2 separate regions of the Mus musculus genome follow, and region 2 is linked to region 1. A link is a loop called in an ENCODE intact Hi-C map of the cell type or tissue named here. Cell type or tissue: left cerebral cortex. All regions are shown on one strand. Each heading gives the region's core, and the rest is flanking DNA. Links, peaks and the distances in the headings are about the cores only.

Region 1 (8,313 bases), core at 88-8,087:
CAACCCCCCAGGCCTCGGGCCAGCGGCCAGGAGCTGCCTCCCCCAGCCCCCGTCCCGCGGCCCCCAGCCGCCCCCAACCCCGCCCCACGGGCCCGGCGCCATGAGTGAGCTGGAGCAACTGAGACAGGAGGCCGAGCAGCTCCGGAACCAGATCCGGGTGAGGGCCTGGTGGCTGTGATGGGGAGGCCGAGCCCAGCCAGGCGTGGCTTGAGTGTGCTGCTTCCCTTTGACCTGAGTAGAATGGGTTGCCTGTGGCCGGTGTGTGTCTGTCTGTTGCAGGGTGGGAGGAGAAAGGGAGTCCTGGTCTCCAAATGTCTCCCGGCTCATCTTCCCCTTGTCTCCTGTTTTCTTCACTCTTTCCTCACCTCTTTGCACTTCTCTCCTTTCCCTCTCTTGCACTGCCCATCATTTACAGGACGCCAGAAAAGCATGCGGGGATTCCACACTGACCCAGGTGAGGTGACTACAGAGCTACCCTGGGGCACTGAAGAATGGGAGGTGTTGGATGGTCTTCTGTTGCTTGGGTCTCTATGTACCACCTCAGTCGCTCCGTTGTTCCAGATCACAGCTGGGCTGGACCCAGTGGGGCGAATTCAGATGAGAACACGGAGGACCCTCCGTGGACACCTGGCAAAAATCTATGCCATGCACTGGGGGACAGACTCAAGGTGCGTGGGTGGCCCCTGCTTTAGTATGTCTAGGTTCTGGGGTGATTTTATATAATGGGCAGAATGATAGTACAGGGTGTGGGGAGGACTCTCAGGTCTGGGGGGAGAATCTGTCAGTAATTTGGGAAGACTGATTCCCAGTATCCTTGGAAGACCAGGGATCCAGGATCATCCTGAGAGGATTTGGGGGAATGCCTCTAAAAAGCTTCTCTAGCCAGGGAGGGTTAGGGGGCCTCTCTTCCACACCCTGAGCTGTCTGCCACTGGCCCGCCAGGCTGCTGGTCAGCGCCTCCCAGGACGGAAAGCTCATCATTTGGGACAGCTACACCACTAACAAGGTAAAGCGGGTACCCAAGGTGGGTGGGGCAGGGCTGTCAGGCCCTGGCTGACTCTGACTCAGGGTGCTGCTCTCCTCTAGGTCCACGCCATCCCTCTGCGTTCCTCCTGGGTCATGACCTGTGCCTACGCCCCCTCAGGGAACTTTGTGGCCTGTGGGGGTTTGGACAACATCTGCTCCATCTATAGTCTCAAGACCCGAGAGGGCAATGTCAGGGTCAGCAGAGAGCTGCCTGGCCACACTGGTGAGTGGAGCCAGAAGAGGCAAGAACACGGTCAGGGGAAGGGAAGAGATGCACTGTCCTCTAAAATGCCTGACTGCAACCTCCTTTCTCCAGGGTACCTGTCATGCTGCCGCTTCCTGGACGACAACCAAATCATCACCAGCTCTGGGGACACCACCTGGTGAGGCTCTGCCGTGCTGGCTCCCTGCCTTCGGGGGATCCAGGGCCCAGCAGGTGGCAGGCACACTTCTGAGCACCTAGTCTTCCCCTCTGCATGGTGGCCAAGTGGCTCCCCCACTATTTCGGGTTCTTGGCCCTCTTTCTAGAGGGCCCCGTCAGGGTTGGGCTCATACAGTAGTTAAGCCAGGGTTTCTGTCCTCTAGTCCTTTCCTAATCCTTCCTCCTGTTGCCTCTCCAGTGCCCTGTGGGACATTGAGACAGGCCAGCAGACGGTGGGGTTTGCTGGACACAGTGGGGATGTGATGTCCCTGTCACTGGCCCCCGATGGCCGCACCTTTGTGTCAGGTGCCTGTGACGCCTCCATCAAGCTGTGGGATGTTCGGGATTCCATGTGCCGACAGACATTCATAGGTCACGAGTCGGACATCAATGCCGTGGCTGTAAGTCAGGAGGAGTATGGTGAGCTGCCTGCCCCCTGTATCCCACACCCCTGGCTTTGCCTCACACTCTTATCATCTCTGGCCCAAATCTTGCAGTTCTTCCCCAATGGCTATGCCTTCACCACGGGATCAGATGACGCCACTTGTCGCCTCTTTGACCTGCGGGCTGATCAGGAGCTGCTCATGTATTCCCACGACAACATCATCTGCGGCATCACCTCGGTTGCCTTCTCGCGCAGCGGCCGGCTGCTGCTCGCTGGCTACGACGACTTCAACTGCAACATCTGGGATGCCATGAAGGGTGACCGTGCAGGTGAGGACTCTGGGCCCACAGAAGGCAGAGATGGGAAGTGTGGGCCAGACCGGTTCCTACATCCTTCCCTTTGTTCTCCAGGTGTCCTCGCTGGCCATGATAACCGTGTGAGCTGCCTTGGGGTCACAGATGATGGAATGGCCGTGGCTACAGGCTCCTGGGACTCCTTCCTCAAGATCTGGAACTAACCTCCCCAACCCCAGATGGGCCCAGGCAGGGAGCAGCCCTGCCCATGCCCACACTACAGGCCCGGAGCTTTGGGGCTGGGTACATGTGCCAAGCCTCCCTCCCTGGGCTACAGGGCCTCCGGTCCTGCTCCCATACCCAGGTTTGGTTCCTCTAGGGGGGGGCCCCCACTGTGGAGATAAAAGTCGGGGATGGAATGGGGGAAGAGGAAGGGCAGGAAAGCCCTCACCCTTTGCTGCCCTGGGGCCATGGCCTCACCCCTCTGGAGGGCCAGAGGCAGGAGGTGGAAACTCCAGGGGCTGGCTTTTTTAACTGGTTTTATTTTAATTTTTATTATATTTTCAGTTTTTCCATAAAGGAACCACTTCCAACTCTGTACCTAGTCTCCTTGCTTACTGTCCCCCTTTCTCCAGAAAGCAGACAGGCAGTGGGTATTGGGCTCCTCTAAGCGATAGCAGGTACCCCATTCTTGCTCTACATGAGGCTGAGTCCAGCATTTCCCAGATGCACCCCACCACCACCACTGTGCCCTTACCCCAGCTCAGTCATGGAAAAGCTGGCAGACAAGGTAGACTGGGAGAACACACCAAGTTTTATTGGGAGTATTTACAAGAGTGGGTATTAGGGAAGTCACACAGGGTAGAGGTAGGGTAAACTGGGATACACAGGACACCCACACTACCCTGAACCCCAAGGGGGTAGGGTGGGGCAGTGGGGCCCTGTAAGACTGGGATGGGGAAAGGATTAAGATGGGGGGGGGGGGTCTGAGTCCCTGGGCTGGGGCTCAGGGCTTGTAAACATTGGCCACTCTCAGAGGGGATGGGGTGGGAGAGGCCCCACACTTCCTCACAGGGTTAAGGCCTCTCCAGGCTCATGGGCCCCCAAGTTCAGTCTCTTTAGCTGGGGGGAGGGGTAGGAAGAGACAAGTGCCCTCCCTCCCCCTGCATTGGCTGTGGCAGGGGCAGGGTAGGTTACATTCAGTCACAACAGGAGTCTCTCCCATCCCTCCAATGCCACCACAATGGCAAGAGGGAAAGGGAGCTGGGGGGCCAGCAGCAGCAAGACGTTTCCCCCTGGCCCATCACCCCCTTATTGCTTTAGAGAGAATATTGTCTTTTCACAGACGCTAACACTGTCAAAACCAGGGAGAAGCAGGTGGAGGGGCCCTTCCACCCAAAGCCAGCCTGATCCCCAACACTGACCCAGTTGCCACTTTGGTGCAAAAAAAAAAAAAAAGAAAAAAAAGAAAAAAAAAAAGTGGAAAGGAAAACAAAAGGTCACCTCTGTGGGGATGGATGGGAAAGAAGAACCTGGGGCCACTCCCTACTTCCCCAGGACAGAAACTAGAAATACATTCATGGAGGAGGCAGTGGCAGGCTCGCTCGCTAGCCCTAATACTGCATTCTGAGCAATGAGGTCGATGGGAGAGTCACTAACACAGTATATTAAAAAGAAAGGGGGGGGGGGGGGCAAACAACAATGAAGACAAGCATGGGCAGGGCGGGAGGGCTAGGAGTGAGGTCGGCGAGCAACAGGCAAGGCAGCCCCCAGCCAGGACACAGGCGCTCTCGACCTCCAGCCTTACACCCAACACAAAAAACATCAAGGAGAGGGGCTGCTCACTCCTCTCCCATTTGGTCAATGGAGGGGTCAGGTACGGAGCTGTGGTCTGCTTCCCACACAGCTGGCTGCTGATCAGGGGGTTCTCACCACGGGGCCCCCCTAGGTTCCGCCCCAAGCCACTCCTTCGGTGTCCTTCCCTCACAAGCAAGGCCTCGGCCATGATAAAAGGAGGGGTGTTCTCCAGCTCCTGGAGGAAGGGCTGAGTCCCTTCTCAGAGGGGGTGAGACGGGCTTGGGGGCCAGAAAATACATTCATGTGGCAAAGGCAGGGAGCTGGGGCTTTCAGTGTCACACCCAGGCTGTCCCCCGAAATGGCAGCAGTGGGGGTCAGCCCCTCAGCAGGCCTGAGTTCAGAGCCCAGCTGACAGGCTGGCACTGACAGGGCTTTCCCCAGCTCCCTCAGCCAGTGTGGGAGGGCTGTTTCGGGGGTGTGGGGAGAGGGAGCTGAGGCAGCTCATCCAATTTGTGCAACGTTCCTCCCAAAGCAGCTGAGGTAAGGGGCGACTCTGGCCCCTTACCAGGACACCTGCCACAGTAACGGCCACAGGAGCTGATCACAGCAGGTCCAGTGGGCGGGGCTTCTGGAGAGGGCCTCCGCTCGCTCGCTGTGCAAACTGCCAGCACCCAGCTGACAAGTCACCCCAATGACCCACCTTCTGGGGCAGCAGGGTAAGTGCAGCCTCAGGGAAGCCAGGCAGGACAGGTCCATGGGGCCTGGTACCCACTGGCCAAAAATAACAGTGTGATTTTTTTTTTCCTTTCAGCCTAACTTTTTTTTTCATTATTTTTTTTATCTTTTTTTTTTTTTCTAAAAAATAAAAACAAAACAAAACAAAAAACCAAAAACAAACCTCTGTGGACCTTCCAATGTCACACCCATTATTCCCAAAGGGGTGTAGGGGTCTACCGTCTAGCTTTTGGATGATATTTCTGTCTCTCCTAATGTTTAAAATTAAAGAGGAAAAGAAAGGCCCCTCCCCCATCTGTAAAGTGCCTCGTGGCGGGTGAGTTAAGGTGCATCGTGTGGTTTGTAACAAGTGCTGGGGACCCTGCCCCACTCGCTCGCTCGCTCGCTTCCTCCTCTGCTCCCTGTGGGAGCCTGCAGGCTGGAGACCCAAGGGTCCATGCTGCTGCCACCACCCGAGTCTAAGGCCCAGGGGGCAGGTGGGACAGGCTGGTCAGTAGTCATCCACGCTCTCGATCTCACCGGAAGGGCCGTGCAGGGAGTACCCTGAAGCCAGGGAGAAGCAAGAGTAAGCTTCCCCAGGTCCGCTGAGACCTGTGCAGGGAAAGCAGAGCTTTCCAGTCCCACCCGACACTTACCCAAGATGCTAGGGTCGGAGTGAAGCATCAGTGCCCGCCTTTTGGCCTTGCTGCCCTCCCCAGGGCCCAGTTTGGTGCTGTGGTTGGCCTGAAAGGCTGTCTGTAGGGAGGTGCTGCTCAGCCAGGCCTCCTAAGGCAAAAGAGGACAGAGTCAGGAGAGCCCTGGACATCCTGCCTCCCCAGGTCCCACAAGACTCCACCTGCTGCTGCTGCTGCTGCTGCTGCTGCTGCTGCTGCCGCTGTTGGCTGGCTTTCTGCTTGGCCCTCCGCTCCAGGAATTGTTTGGCAAATTCTTTGGCTTCCAGCGTGTCCCCCAGGCAGGAACGAATATAATCATGGACATCGTAAGGGGACTCCACCTCCTTGAGGATGGCGACAGCCATGGGAACTACAGAGAGGGGATAGTCAAGCATGCTGGACAGGTCTGGAGTCCCTAGAGCCAGTAGAGCCTCTCAGGCGCCTCCGTACCGTCTAGGCTGCCCGCAGTGCTCAGGGTGTGCAGCATTTGCTCACACCACTGCGTGAAGCCGTCCTGGGGCCGAGGGATGCCCTGCAGCAGCTTCAGCAACTTCTCTTCCTCTTCTGTCTTTTTGCGAACAGGTCGGCCTGACAGGTGGCTGTACGAGTCACTGAGGTAGGAGGGGAATTGGAGGCCACAGATAAGCCCAGACCTTAGCATCCCTTCTTCCTGACAAGCCCCACTAGGCAGGCGCCTCACCTGAGAGACGGGCTGCTCCGACTGCTCTTCAGGCCCAGGCTTCGGGCCAGGCTCCCGCCACTCTTGAGAGTATCTTCCCAGAGTCCCAGGTTGCCACCGCTGCTGCCCCCACTCTTGTCTGGCCCGCCCCATAGTGGCCCAGCCTCAGACACCCACTGGTTCAGAGGGGCAGAGCCCAAGCCCCCAAGCTGCTGCAAACGGCAGGAAGTCAGAGGGGCTCTAAAATGGGACCCTGGACATCTAGGCAGGGAGGCTCATTTGGGGGCAAATTGGAGGGCAGGAGGTGAAGACTAGGGAGAGGGGCCATCCTTCTAATAATGAAAGGACATAGGTCTTCAGCTCTAGGAACATGAGCTCAGGGACACCTCCCCCCAGCCCAAGCACTCCTGGAAACTGCGGCAGAGGGGCTCCCTGGGGCAGGTGCTCACCACTCGGTGGTTGGGGGCCTGGGCCCGCAGAGGCTCCCGCGGTGCCGCCTGCTTGTGCAGTTGGCGCTCACTTTCCATCTGCAGCTCCAGCAGAGTCTTCATGGACAGGCCCTGCTTGGCTAGGCCAGCCCAGAGCGGGGGTGGGGAGCTGGGTGCAGGGGGCACAGGGACATTCGTCGCTTGCTGCTGCTGTAGCAGCTTCAGCAACAATTCCTGCTGCCGTACCTGGGTAGGGACACAGTGGGTGAGGGTGGCCCGCAGGCCCCAGGCCCAGGCTAGGGTCAGGAGACAGGAGGGACTTGAACCTGCTTGCGCCGAAAGAGCTCCTCCTCTTCCTGCCGTCGCTTCTGCTCCTCCTGCTGCTGCTGCTGTTGGCGCCGCTTCTCCTCCCGTCGTTTGCGCTCCTCCTCCTCCCGCTTCGCCCTGAGCTCCACTTCTCTGCGCTCTTGAAACTGAGGCGACAGGGACTTTAGGCAGCAGGGAGGCTGAGCTGCCTCAGCCGGCCTTTGCCATGTCAGCCTGCTCTACTTACTTTATGCTGCAGTTGGAGCTGTTCTAGAATTGGACCCTGAGTCGAAGAGTTAATTGGTATGTCCCAAAGACTGGCCTCACCACCTGCAGGAGGAACAGGCAGCTGCAGAGGCCCAGGCCCAGCAGAGCCTGCCTTAGATAGGAAGTAGAAACATTTGTCCCCAAATGAGCCTCCCTGCCTAGCTGTCCAGGGTCCCATTTTAGAGCCCCTCTGACTTCTGCCATTTGCAGCAGCTTGGGCGCTTGGGCTCTGCCCCTCTGAACCAGTGGGTGTAAGGCTGGGCCACTGTGGGGCAGGCCAGACAAGAGTAGGGGCAGAAGGAGACTCAGGAGTACAACGGACCAGGAGGTGGCATGGGGCAGGCAGGGTGGCCACTCACCTGACTGTGATGAAGCTGAGGTATGTAAGTCCCAGAGGGGGCCTGAATCTGGCACCGACAAGGACCGGCTCATCGTCGGGAGCAGGTTCTGGTCTCCACCTCTGAGAAACAAACCAATGGCCCTCAGGGTACTGCTCTCTTGTAGCCCGCCCTACTCCTCCTCTGCCTCACAACAGGACACATATTTACACTTTCTTACAAACACCAGTTCACACACAACCTGGGGCTGTGTGCAAACAGACTGACCTGGGGGTTTTGAGAGCCTGGAGCTGCTGCAGGAACGTAGTGAGCTGCTGCTGCTGCGGCGGCGTCAGGTCCCCCATAGCTGCCTTTTCCCGGAGCGTCGTACACTGCGGGAGCTGGCGGCTACAGACACACTGGGCTCAGACAGTGGACCACGCAGGACCACTCTCGTGCCCACAACAAGCCCCCAAGCTCCCCCCATACCTGCCAACCAGCTGCAGAAAGTGCTGGTGCTGCAGCTGCTGGTACAGGGCTGCCGCAGCCAGCTCCTGCTGCTTCTTCAGCCGCTCCTGATCCATGTTGCCCTGTGGGAGGTCAGAGCACGCCTGTGTGAGTATGCCCAGCAGGAGCATGTGAGGTGCTGGGAAGCCTGCGGTCCTGCTGCTGCCCCCACTGGCCTTCCCTGCAACCTGCCGAGCAGACAGTGCTCACCAGCAGCGGGGGTGGCGAGGGCCCTGGGGCAAAGGGCACACGGCCCCACATCTTGATCACCTCTCCCAGAGGCTGGAAACCCTCATCGCAGCCCCTCTTCACTAAGAGTGACATGGAGAAGTAGCCAGCCTGGAACCACTCAGCCATCTCCTGGGTCGTGAAAGGGCCTGGAACAAGGGCATCAAGAGGGGTCAGGAGGTGGCTATGGCATAGTCAGAGGGCACTCTAAGATCTGCTTGAGCAACATGGAGTCCCAGCAGCCTGCTACCCACCGCTACCTTGGATTTCC
Region 2 (8,313 bases), core at 314-8,313, 230 kb after region 1:
AGGCTTTATGCGAGTGGCACTGTCAGAGCCCCAGCCAGAGAGGAGGTAAGAAGCTGCACACCTTGGGATGGGGTAAGGAGGCCACACTGGCTCCGTTCTGGGACAGTGCTGATAAACTTTGTTATGTAGGTTTTTTCGCCGTGGCTGGGTGACTTTTGACCGCAGTGTTAACATTAAGGAGATCTGTTGGAACCTGCAGAACATTCGGGTGAGTGTTGGGAGCGGGGCTATAGGAAGCATGGTTGGGCTCTGCTTGTCCATTTCTCCCGTGTCCACTCAGCCGTGAGGCTTCACCTGCAGGCTTCACTTCTGTCTGAGAAGTTCTGGGACTGTGACCATGGTTCAGTCCCCTTTGGGGAGAGCTTGGGTTCAAGGGTCTCTGTAGGGCCAACTCTCAGGGTGCAGTTCTGGGGCAGTCATGGCCTCCTTGTTAATTATGTCTCTATAGCTCCGGGAGTGTGAACTGAGTCCCGGTGTGAACAGAGACCTGACCCGTCGTGTCCGCAACATAAATGGCATTACACAGCACAAGCAGATAGTGCGCAATGACATCAAGTTGGCAGCCAAGCTAATCCACACACTGGATGACAGGACCCAGCTCTGGGCCTCTGAGCCTGGGACGCCTCCTGTGCCCACAGTCAGTGACTCCCAGGGGATGGTTTCTAGTGTACCCAATGGTTCCTTGTGCTACCCCTGACCTCATCTGCTTGTTTTCCTGATCCCTGGGTCCTATCCATAACCTCCTTTGTTTGCCCCTTTGTCTGGATGCTACCTCCTCTAGCTTCCAACAGCATAGTCATTTGTGGGTTAGGATGGACGAATGAGATTAGGAGACAGGGTTTGTCCGTGATGCTGATCCTGTCTTCATGGCCCAGTTTCTGCGCTGATTTCTCTGCCTTACTGTCCATGTCCTCCTCGCTAGAGCCTCCCCTCGCAAAACCCCATCCTGAAGAACATCACTGACTACCTGATTGAGGAAGTGAGTGCGGAGGAGGAGGAGCTTCTGGGGAGCAGTGGGGGACCCCCTCCTGAGGAGCCTCCCAAGGAGGGCAACCCAGCCGAGATCAACGTGGAGAGAGATGAGAAGCTGATCAAGGTGCCAGTTCCGACCATCTGGAGCATGCGTCCAGGGGAGTGCGGCATGCGGCTTTCTGTATCGGGGCTGAATAGTGACCTTGTGTGTCCACCCTCCCCGCCCCCCAGGTCTTGGATAAACTTCTTCTCTATTTGCGTATTGTGCATTCTCTGGATTATTATAACACCTGTGAGTACCCTAATGAAGACGAGATGCCCAACCGCTGTGGCATAATCCACGTTCGGGGGCCCATGCCTCCCAACCGAATTAGTCACGGAGAAGGTACGTTGCAGGTCCCTCATGTTGTCTTTCATGGCCAACCTCTGTCTACTGTCCCTCCTCTTCCCCCTTGCTCCAGTCTCCCTCTCAGCTTGCCTTTGTCACCCACACAGTGCTGGAGTGGCAGAAGACATTTGAGGAGAAACTGACTCCACTGTTGAGTGTGCGTGAATCCCTTTCTGAGGAAGAGGCCCAGAAGATGGGTCGAAAAGACCCAGAGCAGGAAGTGGAGAAGTTTGTCACCTCCAACACGCAGGAACTGGGCAAGGATAAGTGGCTATGTCCTCTCAGTGGCAAGAAATTCAAGGTCTGAGATGTGAAAAGAATTGTGAGGGTAGATTGGGAGGAGGGCTTGGGTAGCAAAACCCCTAAAAGCCTGGAGGAAGCTGTTACCTTCCAGCGGGGTTCGGTGGGGAAGAGACTGCAGCATGCTGTCCGTCCTCATCCGCTCCTCCCAGGGCCCGGAGTTTGTGCGCAAGCATATCTTCAATAAGCATGCCGAGAAGATCGAGGAGGTGAAGAAGGAGGTGGCGTTCTTCAATAACTTTCTCACAGACGCCAAGCGCCCAGCTTTGCCTGAGATCAAGCCAGCTCAGCCACCTGGCCCTGCCCAGAGTAAGATACGATCTGTGGTGGCTGCCATACCTTTGACTTCTTTCTTCTACTTTGAGAAGTGTGCTCCACTAACCTTCAGGCCCTATTCCTAGAATTCTTGTCAGTCCCTTTCCTCCCCCGCAGTAATTCATGTTCCTGTCCGTGTTGTACTCCCCCCAGGCCTGACCCCAGGACTTCCCTACCCACATCAGACGCCACAGGGCTTGATGCCATATGGTCAGCCCCGGCCTCCCATCTTGGGCTATGGAGGTGAGTGTGGAAAGGCAGTGCAGGGGTTTGGTGTCTGTAGGCGGCTACAAAGCTTAGGCTGAGGTTGAGGTCAGTTTTTAGTTCACCCTGGGTCTTTGTCATAGCTGGTGCTGTCCGCCCTGCAGTCCCAACAGGAGGGCCTCCATACCCCCATGCTCCATATGGTGCCGGCCGTGGGAACTATGATGCTTTTCGAGGCCAAGGCGGTTATCCTGGGAAACCTCGGAACAGGTGAGCACGAACGATGCCCAGGCTGCCTTTCCCCGTCTCTGACTATAGGGACATCTGTTCACATTTCCTTTATCTCACAGGATGGTTCGAGGAGACCCAAGGGCCATAGTGGAGTATCGGGACCTGGATGCCCCGGATGATGTTGACTTCTTTTGAGCCATCCATGTCCCCTCCTGCATTGCTACATCAGTACCCGTGACCACTTTATCCCATCAGCTGAAAAGTTTTTTGTACGTTATTTTACCCGCTAGTAAAAACACTTTGGTAGTGTGTGTTAACTGTGTGCTGTATGTCCCTTCCCAAACACAGGCTGGGCCATAGTAAGCTGAATTACGCCAATTTATTATTTTTCAGAACAGTATCTCTAATTCCAGCTTGGCCTTGCTGTGTAGACCAAGTTGGCTTTGAACTCAGATTCACCTGCCCGTATCATTGTGCCAGGCCCAAACTTGATCGCGGTGGGGGCCTGTGCGAAGTAAATAGGTGGCTGTGTTTAGTCTCAGTTCTGGGATCTACCCAACGGTGCAGGTAGGGCGTGGTGATTCAGAGATTTCTGGTGAAGCACAAGTTGTAGAAGGAATTGGAATCAAAGACGCTTTTTACCTTTTGCCAGCCCACCCATCCAGCAGCTTGTAGTTCACAACGGTTTTTTGGAGTGCCCCAGTAGTGTGGGTCCAGTATCAAGACATAGACTTCTGAACCTGGCCCCTCACAGATCCCCAGCAGGGCCTTGGACTGGGCATCTGCATCTCCTCCTACCATTACTGGGCCCCCACCCGTTGTAAAGTGTGAATAAAGCCGCTCCTCTTCTCCCCTAAGCCCTACTCCGCGGGGCAAGTGGCATAGGCGCCCTTGAGGTCCTCCGAAGTGTTCTAGGCAGAGACTGGCCTCTACACAGCCGATCCAGTTACGGGAGCCCCGGAATCCGGGGGGCTTGTCGCCCATGGCCTCTAGGGCTCCCTGCAAGGCTGGCAGTCCAGGCACGCCCGAGGACTGGCCCCCTGGCCAGGAGCACAGCGTCTGCAGGGTGCGGTAGCCGCATCCCCAGCCACGGTCATCCAGTCCATCGCAACCATAGTGATAGTAAAGGTAGTGGCCTGAGAGGAGGGCCAGTCGGGCGGGATCATGGCAGGGCACAGGCAGGCCCAGGTGCACGTCCTTCAGCAGCTCCAGGGTGCTCGGTAGAGCAGCTGTCATCGAGGCAGGGCCAATTCCGGGTTCCTGGTGTTTTCTGGGACTAGCTACGGGCAGTGTGGGCACGTAGAACCGGAGAACTCTCAGCAAGCAGGCTAGCGGCAGGAGAGATGATTCCACAGGCAGACGAATTAAGGAGCCTTCTAAAAGGCGCCGGCAAACCAGCCTGGCTGCGCAGTCGCAGGCTCCGCCCCTAGGGGCGGGCCCAGCGCTTGCTTCCGCCGGATGCTGCGGGCAGGGTGCCTCAGTGCTCACCAATCCCGAGGCTTCTGTTCCCAGCGTCTCTGACCTCATCCCCGCCCCAACTTCCCGCGTGTTGCACAGACTCTGGTGGCTGTAACAGTTTATTGGCGGCCCAGAGGGGCGAAGGCACCGCGGGGAGGGGAGCTTAGCCCAAGACATGCAGAAGATGGGGAGCCCCTAGTGGGAGGAAGTCGGGGAGGAGTGGACAGGGCCTGGGGGCTCGGTCGTATTATATCCCAGCCCTTAAATAAATAGTGTATATACAGCTAGGGGCTCGGGCAGGGCGGCAGGACCTGGGGTCCCCCAAGGGGTCACAGGTCTGAGCAGCGCTCCTGCTTGCTATAGTGGTCGAACTGGTTCTTCCAGTGCACCATGTAGGAGCTCCAGCGGTGGAACTCGGCCTTCCACTGGCGCTCCGCCTCGTCCAGAGTATCTGCGGCCAGGGCACCCCGCAAGAGTGGGAGAAACGGAACAGGTCGGGTAGTGGAGACCGGTCGTGAGTGCGCCGGCACACACGCATTGTCGGAGGCCGAGCGGGGTGGTGGAAAGAGAACAGTGGATGATCCGGAGAATGAAGGGAGAGGTGGAACAGGAAGGAGAGGAAGAGATAAAAATCACCGGAAGACGGAGGGGAGGGACAGGATCAGAGTGGGAGAAGGGTTCATGGGTTAGTGGGGAAAAGAGAGAAGATACAGAAATAGTTGGCGATTATAAGGCCCTTTGGCTGACGCCAACTAGCCCCGGATCCTTCTCCCCTCAACACCAGGCTCAAGCTCCAAAGGATAATTTTTTACATTAAAAAAAAAAAAATCCTGTTTTTTGAATTTTTGTTTAACAAAGATCCCTGAGTCTGTCCATTTTGTCTCGGCTTGAGAATGGAGTGGGGTTCTGTATCCCTGAGAGGGGCCCCTTCTCAGCTACACACTAGAGTAAGTGTGCTTTGAGACCAGAAGGGGAAAGGATTGCAGTTAGAGCCACGGAAGCCCGGAGTGGAGGAGGAAAAGGAAGAAGAGGAGGGACAGGGCTAAGTCCGGCCCGGGCCTCGGGGCCGCCTCCCCATGGGCGGGGCTTGGGCAGGTGCAAGGAGCCTCCGTGGCTGGGGAGGTGGAGAAGAGAGGGATTACACCCTGTGTTTTGCACCCCATCTCTCTCCCCTCCTTCCAACCCTTGCCGCCTTGTGCATTCCCTGCTCCCCCCACTCCATGCGCCTACCGGTGGCGCTGAGCAATTTGGGGAGAAAGCGATTCCAGAAGGCGCAGGTCTGGGCGCGCAGTCCCCGCCGCACCTCTAAGGGCTTCAGGTTCAGGCTCACATATTGCTGCGCGGCAGTGGTGTACGGTGGCCACTGTGGAGATTTGGAGTCTCGAGGGTCATTGGGGTCCCTGAGGAAGGAAAGGGAAATCTCAGCCTGCCCAGAGGAATAAGGAATGAAGACGTGGATCCTTTTCCTGACTCTGGACCCTCTTCAACTCTTAACACCCAACTCTCTTCTCCCTACTCCAGCCAGCCCCCCACCCCCGCCCTCGCCCCGTGTGAGTGTGTGTGTGTGTGTGTGTGTGTGTGTGTGTGTGTGTGAGAGAGAGAGAGAGAGAGAGAGAGAAATGAGTGCTGCCAATGCTTCTGCCTCAGTTTCCCAGAGTACGGATTTACAGACATGGATAGGTTCCCTTCTCATTTTAAGTACCTTCTACCATTCCACCACCTAGGGAAGTTTTCTTTCCACTGGACATCTCTGTCTCTTTCTCCATTTCCCTTTGTTTTCAAAGTCTTTCTAGCTGGGTGCGGTACTACAGGCTTTAATCCCAGCACCCGGGAAGCAGAGGCAGGCTAATTTTTCTGAGTTTGAAGCCAGCCTGATCAACATGGAGATTTCCAGACCAGCCAGTGCTACATAGCGAGACCCTATTTTAAAATAAAAATTCTAGGATTGTGCTTTTAGCTGTGTAGGTAGGTGCAGTCCTGTCTCTACAATTATTACTTTTACTTTGGGAAACGAAAATCAGATGCACCCAAGGGTTTGTGCATGCTAGGTAGGTAAGTACTAACTGAGCTACACCCCCAAACCTCTACTGCCTTTCTCTGTCGTCATCATCATCATCATCTGTGTGGGTTTGTGTGTGAGTGAGAGAGATTTGAAGGTCAGGGGTAGCTTTGTGGAGAGCCACTTCTCTGTGTTTCAGGGATTCAACTGAGATAGGCTTGCAGGGCAATCTCTTTTATCTGTTGAATACCAGTTACCTCGCTGTCTTTTAGAGTGCTGGGGTGGCCTCATATACATTTGCTTTTCAGCCGTCTACCATGGAGCTGTTCCCAGCCCTTATGGGGGCTCTCACTCTGTCGTGTCCCAGCTAGTCTGGAACTGTATACATTAGACTGTCTTCTCCCTCCTGTGCTGGGATTCAAGGTTCCCAGCTGGTTTTGTCTTTTAAGGACTCCCTGTTCTGCCTGCCTTGTTCTCCGGCATCACCTGAGACTTTCTCTTCACCCCTTAACTTTGTGAAGGTTTCTTCTTCTTTTTCACTGCCATCCATGGGTACCCCTCTCCCCTGGACCCCCAGACGCCATCCCCACTCCAATACCACTGACCCTGTGCGGGCAAAATTGGTCCAGTATTTCATAAGTCGCTGAGCAAAGATCCTCTCCTCCGTGGTGTAGTTCAGCGAGGGATCCAGGGGGAGCCCAAAGATGAACTCGATTTCATAGCCATGGGGCACCCCCATCCAGAGGGGCCAAGTCAGTGTGGAGGCACGGTGTTCAAAGATGTAGGCATAGACCCGGGCCCCTTGGGCAGCCAGTCGCCCAGCCAGCTGGGCCACAGGGCACACAACGTTGTGGTCGCCTACCACTGCACTCATGGCATCTCTCAGGTGAGTAGGGTCCTCAGGGTGCAGCCAGTCTGTGTAATGCAGGACCACAGCCTCGGCTGCCAGGTCACTTGCTTGGGGTACACCGATCCGCACCCCAGCCAGGAACTGGGCCCGGCTGATGAGAGATTCATTGTCTTTGCTGAAGCCTGGGACCCCGTAAACCAGAAAGTAGGAGCCCTCGTCCTTCACCACACCCACCAGCACCTGAGGATAGTTGGAGATGGGGGAAAGGATGGAGAGATGATAGAGAGGCACACAGAGACAGATGAGCAACCTAATAGCCAGAGAGACGAACCATTACAAAGCCAGAACTGTGTAGAACAGAGAGCGGGGTGGGGGTGGGGGTGGGGTGGAGAGACAAGGCGTGGAGGAAGAAAAAAATATACCCATAGTTTCTTTTTCGCCCGGCAACCACTTTGGGATCTGAACCACTCGGCAGGGAAGGACTGATTTTGGGACCCACAAACTTGGACCTCTAACAGTGGATCTGTAGTAAGCCCTCATGCCTGGGTCCCTGGGAAAGGGGGAAGGACGGATGAAACCCAGAAGAATCTGGTCTGCCCCTATCAGCCATTAGTCACCTGCAGGTCTTGAAAATCTCCAGTATTGATGAGAGCCTCCGGTGTGTCACTGAGGAAGTCCCCGTCTACCACAGGCACGAAGGAAAATCGGAAGATACTTTCTTGAGGCAGGACGTGCCACTCGTGGTCCACCAGGTCCTGAGCGGGCCTTGTCCTCAAGCAGGCTATCAGCTCGGTGTCATTGCCACCAGCGCCACCTGGGGGACAGCCCACAAGGCGGGCCAGCAGTGTGGCCCTGCGCCTGGCCTCTCCAGCACTCACAGTGGCCCAGGGCCCATTGGGTGTGCCACTCTGGAGGACAGCCCTGTGGAAGAGGCTCCTGCTGGGCAGGGACAGTATGTGCATGCCCACGGAGGCTGCACCCGCACTCTCCCCAAACAGAGTCACTGACATCGGGTCGCCCCCAAAGGCTGCAATATTTTCTTGCACCCATTGCAAGGCAAGCCGTTGATCCAGCAGACCTACATTGCCAGGGGCTTCTCTGCTTCCTGGTAGGGCCAAGAAGCCAAAGGTTCCCACTCGGTAGTTCATAGATACCAACACAGCTCCCTCAACCTGGGCCAGGAAACGGCCGTCATACACATCCAAGGAGGCCGCTCCGCTGTAGAAACCACCCCCATAGATCCAGATGAGGACAGGTGTGGGAGAAGCAGGTCTGGGGTATGGTGTCCACACATTAAGATACAGGCAGTCTTCACTCAACTCTCGGTTGGGGTTCCACATCTCAGTACCCTCAAACCCAGGGTACAGGGTGTCCACGTACTGGTAGCAGACATTTTGGAAGGTGGTAGCATCCAACACTCCTGACCAGGGCCGCTTGGGCTCTGGTGGCATAAATCTACGTGAGCCCACAGGTGGCTCTGCAAAGGGGATGCCCAGAAAAGCTGAGACTGGGCCTCCAGGGGCCTTCAGGCGGATGCCCCTCAGCTGGCCCCCTCGAACCCTCACCAGCAGCTGCGGGTCTTCCCGGCCCTCAGCC

The links. Hi-C counts contacts between places; a loop is a spot of excess contacts. Peaks named below come from ENCODE experiments on the same cell type or tissue, not always from the same donor. Only the 100,000 strongest peaks of a DNase experiment are listed, where the experiment ranks them.
Region 2: a loop joins it to region 1, with 3 times the contacts of the local background. A loop is called at or near these places in 1 of 42 quality-filtered maps.

The regions. Positions count from the first base shown.
Region 1 is chr5:137,522,539-137,530,851 of GRCm38, reverse strand. Gigyf1 (GRB10 interacting GYF protein 1) reads right to left here. Exons shown (of 24, transcript NM_031408.2): 12 at 8,303-8,313; 13 at 8,025-8,191; 14 at 7,797-7,897; 15 at 7,596-7,715; 16 at 7,350-7,450; 17 at 6,971-7,053; 18 at 6,744-6,890; 19 at 6,439-6,663; 20 at 6,011-6,201; 21 at 5,761-5,921; 22 at 5,493-5,680; 23 at 5,293-5,422; 24 at 2,917-5,200. The coding sequence ends at 5,148. Gnb2 (guanine nucleotide binding protein (G protein), beta 2) reads left to right here. Exons shown (of 10, transcript NM_010312.5): 2 at 12-157; 3 at 416-454; 4 at 562-668; 5 at 943-1,006; 6 at 1,087-1,249; 7 at 1,343-1,409; 8 at 1,647-1,848; 9 at 1,945-2,161; 10 at 2,243-2,725. The coding sequence starts at 101. The coding sequence ends at 2,349. It overlaps Mir6418 (microRNA 6418), which reads left to right and starts at 1,258; the gene lies at 1,258-1,372. In left cerebral cortex, for the core only: CTCF peaks have their summits at 4,638 and 6,973; DNase peaks (open chromatin) are centred at 2,919, 4,356, 6,589, 6,912 and 5 more places; H3K4me3 peaks cover 1,088 bases; H3K27ac peaks cover 2,522 bases.
Region 2 is chr5:137,290,123-137,298,435 of GRCm38, reverse strand. Ache (acetylcholinesterase) reads right to left here. Exons shown (of 5, transcript NM_009599.4): 2 at 7,335-8,313; 3 at 6,473-6,957; 4 at 5,099-5,268; 5 at 3,970-4,319. The coding sequence ends at 4,198. Ufsp1 (UFM1-specific peptidase 1) reads right to left here and starts at 3,767. Exons shown (of 1, transcript NM_027356.2): 1 at 2,772-3,767. The coding sequence starts at 3,646. The coding sequence ends at 2,993. Srrt (serrate RNA effector molecule homolog (Arabidopsis)) reads left to right here. Exons shown (of 20, transcript NM_031405.2): 11 at 1-45; 12 at 130-208; 13 at 449-637; 14 at 923-1,096; 15 at 1,204-1,357; 16 at 1,468-1,661; 17 at 1,813-1,969; 18 at 2,117-2,218; 19 at 2,323-2,449; 20 at 2,530-2,732. The coding sequence ends at 2,605. Mir8116 (microRNA 8116) reads right to left here and starts at 4,656; the gene lies at 4,560-4,656. It also overlaps Mir7036. In left cerebral cortex, for the core only: CTCF peaks have their summits at 3,819, 5,072 and 7,535 (motif pointing left); DNase peaks (open chromatin) are centred at 3,306, 3,886, 4,952 and 7,580; H3K4me3 peaks cover 2,389 bases; H3K27ac peaks cover 2,092 bases.